Linked DNA regions of Homo sapiens: all the other regions are linked to region 2. Evidence: chromatin contacts called from ENCODE Hi-C or POLR2A ChIA-PET data. All regions are on one chromosome and are shown on one strand. The core of a region is the stretch at or near the end of the contact, and the rest is flanking DNA. Distances in the headings are between cores, read along the strand shown.

What was found. Hi-C counts contacts between places; a loop is a spot of excess contacts on that map. ChIA-PET counts read pairs that join two places held with the same protein, here RNA polymerase II (POLR2A). Pooled maps may share reads with other maps.
Region 1: a loop to region 2 is called in a map of B cell, with 21 times the contacts of the local background. The contact joins the promoter of C11orf91 here to the promoter of COMMD9 in region 2. A Hi-C loop is called at or near these places in 2 of 168 maps with a recorded cell type or tissue (B cell and naive thymus-derived CD4-positive, alpha-beta T cell) and 5 of 50 pooled maps.
Region 3: a loop to region 2 is called in a map of naive thymus-derived CD4-positive, alpha-beta T cell, with 9 times the contacts of the local background. The contact joins the promoter of FBXO3 here to the promoter of COMMD9 in region 2. A Hi-C loop is called at or near these places in 1 of 168 maps with a recorded cell type or tissue (naive thymus-derived CD4-positive, alpha-beta T cell) and 6 of 50 pooled maps. POLR2A ChIA-PET finds 5 or more read pairs at or near these places in 1 of 52 experiments (activated T-cell).

The regions. Positions count from the first base shown.
Region 1 is chr11:33,699,430-33,703,947 of GRCh38, reverse strand. C11orf91 (chromosome 11 open reading frame 91) reads left to right here and starts at 3,122. Exons shown (of 2, transcript NM_001166692.2): 1 at 3,122-3,703. The coding sequence starts at 3,208. CD59 (CD59 molecule (CD59 blood group)) reads left to right here. Exons shown (of 4, transcript NM_000611.6): 4 at 1-938. RefSeq lists silencers at 2,947-3,186, 3,367-3,456.
Region 2 is chr11:36,286,897-36,291,095 of GRCh38, reverse strand. It overlaps COMMD9 (COMM domain containing 9), which reads left to right and starts at 1,672. Exons shown (of 6, transcript NM_014186.4): 1 at 1,672-1,734. The coding sequence starts at 1,684. RefSeq lists enhancers at 1,522-1,771, 1,608-2,310.
Region 3 is chr11:33,772,824-33,776,919 of GRCh38, reverse strand. FBXO3 (F-box protein 3) reads left to right here and starts at 2,400. Exons shown (of 11, transcript NM_012175.4): 1 at 2,400-2,526. The coding sequence starts at 2,423. FBXO3-DT (FBXO3 divergent transcript) reads right to left here and starts at 2,221. Exons shown (of 3, transcript NR_120550.1): 1 at 2,169-2,221; 2 at 1,557-1,666; 3 at 1,250-1,472. RefSeq lists silencers at 2,308-2,407, 2,868-2,937 and an enhancer at 2,886-3,386.

The sequences.
Region 1 (4,518 bases), core at 1,873-4,372, 2.6 Mb after region 2:
AGGTACTCCAGGCCCTCCTGGCTGGAGAGGGCTGTGGCAATGGAAAATTAGTGCCAACTGCAATGAGTCAGCCTCGGTTAAATAGAGAGTGAAGAATGCTGGACAGGAACCTCCACCCTCATGTCACATTTCTTCAGTGTGACCCTTCTGGCCCCTCTCCTCCTGACAGCGGAACAATGACTGCCCCGATAGGTGAGGCTGGAGGAAGAATCAGTCCTGTCCTTGGCAAGCTCTTCACTATGACAGTAAAGGCTCTCTGCCTGCTGCCAAGGCCTGTGACTTTCTAACCTGGCCTCACGCTGGGTAAGCTTAAGGTAGAGGTGCAGGATTAGCAAGCCCACCTGGCTACCAGGCCGACAGCTACATCTTTCAACTGACCCTGATCAACGAAGAGGGACTTGTGTCTCTCAGTTGGTTCCAAATGAAACCAGGGAGCAGGGGCGTTAGGAAGCTCCAACAGGATGGTACTTAATGGGGCATTTGAGTGGAGAGGTAGGTGACATAGTGCTTTGGAGCCCAGGGAGGGAAAGGTTCTGCTGAAGTTGAATTCAAGACTGTTCTTTCATCACAAACTTGAGTTTCCTGGACATTTGTTTGCAGAAACAACCGTAGGGTTTTGCCTTAACCTCGTGGGTTTATTATTACCTCATAGGGACTTTGCCTCCTGACAGCAGTTTATGGGTGTTCATTGTGGCACTTGAGTTTTCTTGCATACTTGTTAGAGAAACCAAGTTTGTCATCAACTTCTTATTTAACCCCCTGGCTATAACTTCATGGATTATGTTATAATTAAGCCATCCAGAGTAAAATCTGTTTAGATTATCTTGGAGTAAGGGGGAAAAAATCTGTAATTTTTTCTCCTCAACTAGATATATACATAAAAAATGATTGTATTGCTTCATTTAAAAAATATAACGCAAAATCTCTTTTCCTTCTAAGGGCCTTTAATATGTAATAACAAGAGCTAATGTTGAACACAAGCCATTGCCAGGTACTTAAACTGTCTCACTTAGTCTTGCCAACCTAAGCAAGTAGATGCCATTACTATTCCCATTATATTGATGAAAAAATGAGGTTGAGAAAGGTTCAGCCGCACAGCCAAATACATAGTGGATCCAGGGTTTGGTCCCAAGTCTTGAGTCCAAAACCCTGGTTCTTACCATTACTGTGGTTCTGTAGGGGTGAAAAAATTTTTCTTCTAATCTCTTAGGTTCAGAGCCTGGGGCCTGAGAATTAAACTGACAAAGACAGATTAACAGAAGACAAAGTTTATTACGCAGGTACATGGGGTTCTTACAGAAACAAAGTGAAAACCCAAAGAAGTGGCTTGAGAGCTTATATACAATTTTAACAATGGGCGATTGTAGAAAAGTGATAAGACAAAGGAAAAGAGGTTTGAGCTTCTTGGGCAGTAAATTATGGGAAGTTAAATATGTGGGGGAAACTAATGGAAGATAAGGGTATTTTTTATTTTATTTTATTTTATTTATTTTGAGACAGGGTCCTGCCTTGTCACCCAGGCTGGAGTGCAGTGCTATGATTGTGGCTCACTGCAGCCTCAACCTCAGCCTCCTTGGTTCAAGAAATCCTCCCACTTCAGCTCCTGAGTGGCTCCAGGCAAATGCCACCACACCTGGTTAATTTTTTAAATTATTTTATAGAGACAGAATCTCGCTATGTTGCCCCTGGCTGTTCTCAAACTCTTGGCCTCAAGAGATCCCACCTCAGACTCCCAGAGTGCTGGGATTACAGGCTGGGTGCTGAGCTATCGCACATGGCCTGTATTAGCCATAGACTGAGGGGAAATACATTTTCTTGAGAGCCTCAGCCTAGTGATCACTTGTATGAATAAACAATGATGGGTGGCTGCCAAAGTCAGAGAGCAAATACTGCGTGTGACAACTAAGTGTGGGAAGCTCAGTGTGGGAAGAAAAAGCTTCCCAGTTTCAGACATGCCCCTTAGTAGGGACAGCTGCCTCTTGTGTTTGGACAAAGTGTCCAAGTTCAAGTGTTTCACACACACACTGTTCCGTCTTCTGTTTGATCACAACCCTATGAGGCAGCCTGGTTTTCTTATTTCTATTTTATGGAAAACCTACTTAAAAGTCAAGCAACTTGTCCAAGGCTACCCAGCTTGAATATCTGACTCTCTCCACTTTGCTGCTACACACACACACACACACACACACACACTTTGCACTGTGTGTGCAGATACATATGCATATATATATTTAACTTGTGAAGCTGATACTGACTCTTTAACTGCCCTCCACCCATCACTAGTCATACCAGTGATCATTAGGCAGAGGCTCTCAAGAAAATGTATTAGTTATTTCCCCTCAGTCTATGGCTAATACAGGTTACTCACATAAATGAGCTGTCATGTCCTTTGGACAAAATGTCCAAATCGCTCATAAGCAATGGGTGAAGTATTTGAGGTAGGGCGGACAGGATTTCCTTTTGGTGGTTAGCTCGTTGCCTGTTAGCTCCTGGTGATATCTGTGTTTGGAAGAGAACTAAACTGCATTTCACTGAAAACACTCCTTCAGGTCTATTACAAACCAGATGAGGATCCCCTTTTCTAGAATCTTCCTCAACACTGCTAACGTTTGGCAGATACATAGGTTGGCTCTAACAGCCATTCCCAATCAATCCTCTTCTCCTTTGTCTGCCTCCCACAGTAGTGGATGAAAAATCAGACACTGATTTTCTCAGACTTCTTTGCTGTGGGCGCGGCCAGTGAGGCAATGAGGTAAGTCTGCTGGTGCAGGGGCCAGGTTTCTAGGAAATACTTTTCTCCCTCATGGGAGAAAGAGAGGAAGCCTGAAGTAAGCTTTCTTCTGCAGCCCTGGCCCGCTGCCTGTTCTGGATGAGGGTATGCTGGGATATGACAACGGAAGCCAGCGGGGTCGCAGAGCAAGAGCGAGGCGGTGGGCGGAGTCGAGGGACGGGAGGCGAGGCGAGGCGAGCCAGGGGGCGTGGCTTTCTAACTGCGGGGTGCGGCCAGCCGAGGTGGGCGGGGCCGCGTTCCGGGACGTGGTCGTCCGGGCTTTGGAACCCCGCCTGTTAGGGGCCGGGCTGAGGCGAAAGGGTGGGGCCGCGCTCCATCGGGGCGGGGCTTGTGGAACCTCGAAACCCCGGCGACTCGGGGCCTGAGCGCGCGTCTCCCGGCGCGGGGTTCCTCCCACGCAGACCCTCATTCAAACGATGCCAAAGGGGCGGCGCGGCAGCCACAGCCCCACCATGAGCCAGCGGTCGGCTCCGCCCCTCTATTTCCCGTCCCTGTACGACCGCGGCATCTCCTCGTCCCCGCTCAGCGACTTCAACATCTGGAAGAAGCTCTTCGTGCCGCTGAAGGCGGGCGGGGCGCCAGTGGGCGGGGCGGCGGGGGCCCGGTCCCTGTCCCAGGCGCTCCCCGCCCCGGCGCCCCCGCCCCCGCCACCACCCGGCCTGGGTCCCTCCAGCGAGCGCCCCTGGCCCTCGCCCTGGCCCTCCGGCCTGGCCTCCATCCCCTACGAGCCTCTGCGCTTCTTCTACTCACCGCCGCCGGGGCCTGAGGTGGTTGCCTCGCCCCTGGTCCCCTGCCCCTCGACCCCCAGGCTCGCCTCTGCCTCCCACCCGGAGGAGCTCTGCGAGCTGGAGATCCGGATTAAGGAGCTGGAGTTGCTCACCATCACTGGGGACGGCTTCGACTCCCAGAGCTGTGCGTGACCTCGCCAGGGCCACCGAGCCCAGCCTTAGCCTGCCCTAGCTCCCTCCTTGGCTCCGTGCCCCGACCCGAAATGTAGCCTGGTTTGACTCCAGCCCCCAGTAGTCCCAGATCCAAAATCTATCCCCTAGCACCCAGACTCCCTTATCCTGGACTTAACCGACTCCTCCCCCCACCACAGATCTGAACTTCATGAGCCTCTTAGTCCCAAACTCCATCCTCCCTCCGTCCTAAACCCTTTGGGTCATCTGGACTCTGAGCCTCCACACCTGGAACTCCATCCGCCACCACCCCGTCCTGAACTTTAATCCTCCTGCACAGTCATCCTCCTACCCTGTACTCTGGAGCTCCACCCACCACAGACAGTCCCTAAGCTTTAATGTTCGGTCCTAAACCGGGGCTCTCCATGGGGGGAAGGTGAAGTAAGGTGACTGTCAGTTGTCTGTAGGGGGAGGTGGGAGTTGTGCAAGAACCACAAGGCCCAAGGCCGTTTCCAGGGCAGCTTTGGGACACTCCACTTCTCAATGCTGGGGGGCAGCCCCCCTGGGACTCTGTGGCCTTGGCGCCGGTAGTTCTCTCACCAGGATCCTGGGCTGATATCTGGTCTTACGTCTGAAGTCTTAGGGCTCTGGACCACGTGTGCTGATGCGGGCAGGATCCCTCAGCCTACGAGCTGAATGACTCCTCCCTGTTGGAGGGTAAAGTTGTTAAATGCCTTGTACTCCAAGAAGGACCTATTGCAAAGTAGAACTTTCAGTAGCGGTAGGTTGTCCTGCAGACTTTGTCTTTCCCATCACTTGTTTTGGCTA
Region 2 (4,199 bases), core at 423-2,922:
CCAGAGCAAAGGATTCAAGTGAAAGAGAGCAGGGCACATGAGAGAGCACCCAAGCCAGGAGACAGGAACTTCAGTCTTTTTGTTAGTTTTTTGGTGCAGTCTTGTATAACCTAATCTCAGAAGTGATATGCCATTCACACCCACCATTTGCTATTGGTCATGCATACCAATCCTGGTACATGGTGGGAGGTGTCTACACTAGGTTGTGAACACCAGGAGGCTGGGATCATTGAGGGCCATCTTGAAGGCTGGTGACCACACTCCTCATTACTCTAAAGTAAGACAAGAAGGCACAATCCTGCAAATACCAAGGCAATATCCTCAAATAAGTCACAAAATTTCATCTTAGTCTAATCACTTTTTTGGGTGGTTGTTTATTTAACAAATATTCAATTAACCCAAGACAATGGGCCCAGCCCTATAGATACAGGCAGGAGTTAAACCTAGAACCTACATTGAGTTATAACAGAAACCAGGAATCAGGCCATGAGGGTTCATGGAAAAGAGAGGCCAAGAAAGAGAGCTAGAATCAGGACCCTGTGACAAAATGGTTCTAAAATCTTCTAATCCAGGAATGGGTTCCTCCTTAGACAATTTGATTTTTGGTTTCCTGGGCCTTGACAACATCCCCACAGAAAATGGAGTCGGGGAAGGGGAAGGGGGAGGAGAGGAGACAAAGGAACAAATGTCCTTAGCAGCTTACCAATTTCTGGAATTTCACAAATGGGCATTCTTTCTTAAGCTCGAATATATCAGAACCCATTTTTTGAGCTGGAATTTGCTTAAAAAAAAGTGGAGGGTAGGAAAAGAAAAGAGCCACCCAAATACTAAAGGTAGATAAAGGAAATGTCTGTTTTGATGTACGGTCTCTGAGAACAGGGCAAATCAGAGTCCAGTACTGCCAGTGCAAAATCACTCTTTACAATTATATTCATTATAATTACCTTTTTGAATAAATGAACTAAATCATTTCCATTAACCTCCTCCCCCATCTCACCCCCGTATAACAAGAACCTAGCTAGGTAGTAGCTTTCATTCCATTCCTCTCTTGTCCCCTCTCCCAAACACTTCCTCACCTGCTCTTGTAATCAGATCTTCTCTATGACTATGGGAAAGTTACTAAAAACCCTAAATGATTATTTCCCAATCTGGATAATACTAATAATACCAGCTCCAACCTACTACATAGGCTGAAAAACTATATACGCAGAAGTAATTTTACATTCAAGACAGGATGTGTGCATGTGTGTGTGTCAATTCCAAGAAGCCCGATATGCACAGCCTCATTTTCATTCCAAACACTGGTACGCCGATCACTCCTGAACAACTACGTTTCCAAGGCGCCTGCCAAGCTTGCAGGTGCATTCCCCAAGTGCGCCAGCCCACCCACATGGGTCAAGGGAAAACCTGTTTCCCTGACTTGGTAAGTAGACAAGTCAAGCCAATTTCCTCCCCGAGTAAACCATCCTCCGCCCTGGTCCCCCTAGTCCTTTGGTTCTAGAGTCTCGGGGTTTAGTCATCCAGCCGCCGCGTCCGTCTTGATCCGCGCTCACTGCCGCAGCACCACAACCGAAACGCCTTCCCCCACTCTGAAGGACTACAGCCCCCGGCAGGCCCCGCGACAACAGCGACAGCCACGTGACCTCGCTTCCCTGGGTGCCACGGTCATGTGACTTCGGCAAGATGGCTGCCCTGACAGCGGAGCATTTTGCAGCACTCCAGAGCCTGCTCAAGGTAAGTCGAAGGGGTGGGGACAGCGTGAGGTGGCCCTTTGTCTCCGAGACTTTAGACGGAGCAGGAATTGGGAACAAATTGACCCTGGTTTGGAGCCACAACTCTGCTGCTTGTTCTCTGTGTGATCCCAGGCAAATCGTTGCGTCTTTCTGAGCTTTTAAAAAGTAAGAACAAAATATCGTTTTGACAGGAACGTAAGATAAAAAAAAATAAAATAATGGGCATGAAGGCGCAGTACAACCTCCTGCTATTAGTCTTTGGGATTGGTTTTCGGTATTGGTGCATTGAAGTGGTAATTGCTAGACCCACGTTGTCAGTTCCCCATTTCATCCCGTAGCCCCTCCTGCATTGCACAATTAAGAAATTATCTCCTACTGCGTCTGCCCAGCCCTCCGAATGACCTGTGCGTTCAATGTTCCCTTGAGGTCCAGATTTTCCCTACTCTCTTTGACCTGCGAAAGGGGCAGGACATACTCCTGATAATCATTTGAAAAGTTGTGAGGTTGAAAGGGACCTACTTCATAGGGCTTTGTAAAGCTCAAATGAAGTATTATTATTATTTGAGACGGAGTCTAGCTCTGTTGTCCAGGCTGGAGAGCAGTGGCGCAATCTCGGCTCACTGCAACCTCCGCCCCCCGAGTTCAAGCAATTCTATGCCTCAGCCTTCCGAGTAGCTGGGATTACAGGCGCCCGCCACCAAGCCTGGCAAATTTATGTATTTTTAGTAGAGACGGGGTTTCAACATCTTGGCCAGGCTGGTCTTGAACTCCTGACCGCGTGATCCACTCGCCTCCGCCTTCCAAAGTGTTGGGATTACAGGCGTGAGCCACCGCGCCTGGCCGGAATTATTTAACTTATGATTTGCCCTGTAGGAGAAAGGGCAGCTTTATTTTCCTTCGTAGAACTTGTCGCTAGCTATTTGCCCGTTGTCCGTCTGTCTCATAAGAATGTAAGATCCATCAGGGACCTTTCCTTTCTTCCTCTCTCTTTTTTTTTTTTTTTAAACACCAGGTGAAGAGGGTTGAGTTACTCTCCTCAATTTATGGCACATCATCATCATCGGTCCATGTAATAGTCTCTGTTTTGTTTTACTTATTTATTTTTTAATTGCCTTCTCAGTGTTCATTAGCATTCTCCACTCCTAAGGGGATCTACTCTTTTGTTCACAAGTGTTAATGCCCAATAAGTAGAACAATAATACCTGGCACACAGCACGTGCTCAGTAAATAGCTGTTAAATGAATTAATAAATGAAGTAACAGAGCTGGGACTGGCAATCTAGGGCTCTCAGCTCCCAACCCAGTGCCTTTTCACCTTCATTTTGGCTGCTCTGTACCTACCCCCGCCCCTATACCTGTTGGTCTTATGCACTCTTTTCTTTTAAAAACTTTAAAAGATTAGTGTGTAGTATACATACAGAAAAGTGCATAAACCATACATTTACAGTTAAATGATTTATTACACACCAATGTAACCACCACCAAAGTCAAAAAATGAAATGTTACCAGTACCCCAGAAGTCCCCCTTTCGCCCTTTCTTTGCTTCCTCACTTTCTTCCCCAATGGTAACCTCTATGTTTGCTTCTGATACAATTCATTTAATATTGCCCATGTTTGAACTTAACATAAATGGAATAATACAGCATATACTTTTTTTTTATGCCTGGCTTCTTTTGCTCACCATTATGTAGCAGTAGTTCATTGATTTTCATTGCTACTGTCCTGTGTACTTTCTTTTCTTTTTTTAAAAAAATACTTAGACTTTTTATTATGAGATAATTATAAATCCATATGTAGTTGTAAGAAATAATATAGAGAGATCCCATTTATCCTTTACTCAGTTTCCCTCAGTTCTGCAGGATTCTGCGGAACTATACATAATATAGTATATATACTATTATGTATAGTATGTATATAATATAGAGTATACATACTACACGATATACATAGTATGTAGTATACATACTACGCGATATACATAGTATGTAGTATACATACTACGCGATATACATAGTATGTAGTATACATACTACGCGATATACATAGTATGTAGTATACATACTACGCGATATACATAGTATGTAGTATACATACTACGCGATATACATAGTATGTAGTATACATACTACGCGATATACATAGTATGTAGTATACATACTACGCGATATACATAGTATGTAGTATACATACTACGCGATATACATAGTATGTAGTATACATACTACGCGATATACATAGTATGTAGTATACATACTACGCGATATACATAGTATGTAGTATACATACTACGCGATATACATAGTATGTAGTATACATATATAGCATACTTACTATTATGTATGGTTCTGCATAGGGGAAATTGGGTAAAGGATAAATGGATGTCAATACCTAATGTCAAAAGTATTGATATTGACAGTCAAAATACAAAACATTTCCACCACCACAAAGATTCCTCATGAATAGCCAC
Region 3 (4,096 bases), core at 1,151-3,650, 2.5 Mb after region 2:
CCAGCCACATGGGAGAAGCAAGTCTTCCACCTGGCCAGACGCGGTGGCTCATGCCTATAATCCCAGCACTTTGGGAGGCTGAGGCAGGTGGGTCACTTGAGGTCAGGAGTTCAAGACCAGCCTGACCAACATGGTGAAACCCTGTCTCTACTAAAAATACAAAAATTAGCTGGGTGTTGTGGTGTAGCTATAGTCTCAGCTACTCAGGAGGCTGAGGTAGGAAATTGGCTTGAGCCCAGGAGGCAGAAGTTGTAGTGAGCCGAAAGCATGTCACTGCACTCCAGCCTGGGCAACAGCAGAGAAACCCCGTTTCAAAAAACAAACTAACAAAACCATAAAAAGCATGTATTTAGTGCTGCGCATTGTTTTTTCTTTTTGCATCAGGCTCTAATATGGCTTACATGGCACTGTGGGATCCTGTTTTTGTTTAAGAGTTTGGTATTTTGTTCACTGTGAATTTTTTTTGCATTAATTTTTATTTTTAAAAATATTGCATTAAAATGTTATTTATTTGATTATTCAGTTTTTTGGCACCTCTTCTTAAATTTGTGCCCCAAGCAAGTAGCTTTCTTGCCTCACCTTAGTTCTGGCCCTGACAGTTTGGTAGCTTCATACTTTGTCTTCTGCATTAGGTCATAGCTGCACCAAGTCCAAGTGCAATAGGACAGCAGAAGCAAATGCAGTGTACCTGAAACTCCTACCAGCTTTTGGATTTAAAACAGGTGGCCCATCTGAAGTAGAAAATGGAGACAAACATAAATCAGGATCAAATACCTTTACAAGCATTTGTCTATGTAAAAAGGTATGGTTCCCTTGTAAACAGAAATGATTATTCTGTCTTCATTCATCCATTCAACCTGAATTTAAACTTTCTAGTTGTTGAATAACTTGCTAAGCCCTGAAATTAGAAAGATGAGTCAGACTGAGAGTTTACAGTTTGACGAGAGAGACACAGAACAAGTACTTGAAATCCAATTCAATAAATGTTCTTCTAAGCATATGCATAAACAATTTGGAAGCACAGAGATGTAGGCAGAGTTTTTTGTTGCTGTTGTTCTGTTTTGTTGGCTGGGTGGCAGGGGTTATAACTATTAAGCAAAACCATAAATAGAAGGCATTAATGGTATGAAGAATGGAGGAAATGGATTTTTTTGGGGCGGGGCATATCACTTCCACTCTTCCAAATAATTGAGAGAAACTTTCTCCAGGATATGGAAATGTTTGGAGAACTTAGTGACTGATGCATGTATAAGCTTGGAAAATTAACATTTATTGAGTATCTGGCCAGGCACTTTACATAAAGCGTTATCGCCATCCTTAGTTCACCAGAGGAGGGGTGGTTTTAGAGATGAGGGACAGTCTCAGAGAACTTAGGCGTAACTACGCCAGCATTTCACTAGTAGTGAAATAAATGACGGGCGTGTGAAGTCCAGGTCTGTCTGGATTCCCCAAAGCCCCTTACACCATACTACCTTTGGAAAAGCAATGGAAAAGAAGAAATCAGGCAAGTGATGTATGGACCCATTATACTTCCCCCACTCTCATTTTAATATCACCTTGGCAAAGCTGAAGAGCAGACATCTTCGTGCCTCCATCAGTTATGCCCTCTGGGAGTCTCAGTTCATCCCTTCACACGCGGGATACTTAACTCTGCGGGATCTAAACCCTGGCCAAAATAAATTTTAAAGCTGGAAAAAATCCACACTGTACCCTTTGCATTGCCCTAATAGGCTGAAAATAGCCATGATAACCAAATTAAGGGACAGCGGCTGAGACTCAGACTCACTCCTTGTACACATTTTACTTAGGAAGGCGGGGAGGGGCGTGAAGTTAAGCCCTCAACAATTATTTCCTTAATTTGGGAGAAGGGCCTTCAGCTGGCGTCCCTGGCTGATTCTCAGCTCTGCTCTTGCTGAGTGGACAAGTCTCGGAGCGGCCCTGCTGTGTGCGGGGGACAAGCGGGGTGGGGAAGGCTGAGCGGGGAAAACGAGGGGTTCTCGGGTTGGAAAACAAAGAGAAGGAATGGATTTGGGGACCAAGGGCGTGGAGGAGTGTCAGATTTTGAGCGAGGCTTCCTGCATACTGAGTGTAAAATTTCGCAGGAGGAGTTGGGCAGACCGAGGCAGATTTGGCAACAAAAGGGTCCCGGGCTGGGCAAGTTTACGAACCGGGATGCGAGAACAGAGCTGGAGAGATTTGACGCGGAGCGCGAAGAAAGCGGGCTGAACTCGCACTGCGCCGCTGGCTCCCGGCTAGCGGGCGGGGTCTCCAGGGAGCCGCACCTCAGCCCACCCTGAGGGCGGGGCTGGCCCGGCGGTTACATAACAAACCTGTGAGAGCGGCTGGGGGCGGTTCGGGCGCTGGTGGGGGCGGGGCAGGGGCGGGGCCAGGGCGGGGCCAGACCTGCACCGGGCCAGGCAAGATGGCGGCCATGGAGACCGAGACGGCGCCGCTGACCCTAGAGTCGCTGCCCACCGATCCCCTGCTCCTCATCTTATCCTTTTTGGACTATCGGGATCTAATCAAGTAATGGGACGACACGCATGGCAGGGGTGGGGGCATGGGGAGAGGAGGCGGTGAGGCAGGGGGAAAGGGGGTCGGGGCCGCTGACAGGACCCGAGCTTCCGCGACACCAGAAGGTGACGCCAGGGCCGCCCTCATCCTGCGGAGCCACCGGGGACCGGGGCGAGACGGGGGCGGAAAGGGCCTCGCCCTGAGTCTTCCTCCTGTCCTGGGCCCAGGTATGAGAAGCGACGAGATATCTCTCTCCCAGGCCTCGGTGAGGCCCACTTGCAAGAGAAGGAGGTAGTGGCCCTCGTGCCGCACCGCCGCGCTCCGCGGACCCCCGCTGGCCCCGCAGGTGCCCGCCCGGTTGGGGTCAGTCCCTGCTGCTGTGTAAAAGCCCCTGTCCCGGCCAGGCGCTCTTCTCTGCTGGGTCCGGGGCCTGCGGAGTCTGGCGCCGGGGTGGGCAGGTGGGTGAGCGAGAGGAGAAGATAGGCAACCCCTTACTCCCCTGGCGCGACTTCCCCAGCGCCAGAATCGCTGTCCGGGCTCACTTTCGGACTTCAGTGCGTGAGAATTGTTTTGCTGTCAGCATTGCTCCTTACGGTTCGATGTTGGATTTTATGTTTTGGTACTGACTTCCGGTGATGCCATACCGGTGACTATCTTTTCTCCTGGACACCTTGGGTTTCCCACATTACTAGCATCTGTTCCAGAAATAAACACCGGTTGCTGATAAGGGTGGTTCAATGCCCAGTTTCTTCAGAACTTGGGACTGTCTGGGGTGGTGGAAGAAATGGCGCTGCCAGCCCGCCCCCCAGCTGTCAGGATTGTTTACACCCTTGACAGGGGGTGGCATGGCTGTGAGTTTCCTGTGCTACCGTATATATTTGCAGAGGATGCAAAGTCGCCCTCTTAGGATAGGTGGGCGAGATTTGTTTTGTGTTTGGATTAACCATTAGATTCTAGCCATTTGATGATTGTGCCCTGTGTTATTAGAGGTCTTTTTATAAATACAGATTTCTTGGAGCTACAGATAGTTGTTGGCCTAGCTAAGTGGTGATAGAGAGATACCTCAAGTTTTTGGTCACTACCTGTACTGGTCGCTACCTGTACCTGCTAGCAATTTTATTTTTCTAGAAAATACTTACAATTTAACTAACAGTCTCCAACTTTTGATTGCTGCCAGAGTAATCTTTCCAAGACACATCTGGTTGTCATTCTCCTTAAAACCTGTGACACCCCTATGTTTATAGACTATAACCTAAACTTCTGGGGCATTGAAAGCTCTTATCATCTGGCTTGTATATCTAAGGTCCTCCAGGACTTATTTCTCCACCACTATCACATTTGCACCATCCATTCTAACCAAATCAGACCTCTGCCAGCATACAACACACTTGCACTTTCTTTTTTTTTTTTTTTCCTGTGGCTCAAGCTCTCGACCTTGCCTGGAATGCCTTGCCTACCTCTTCTCAACTTGGCAAGGTGGAGAAGATGCCCTCTCTACCTTCTTCCTGCAGAATTGATTTGCCATGTCAGGTAGATGGCGTGCTTCTTGATTGTAAGGGCTGCCTTGCTTATCTTCCTATTC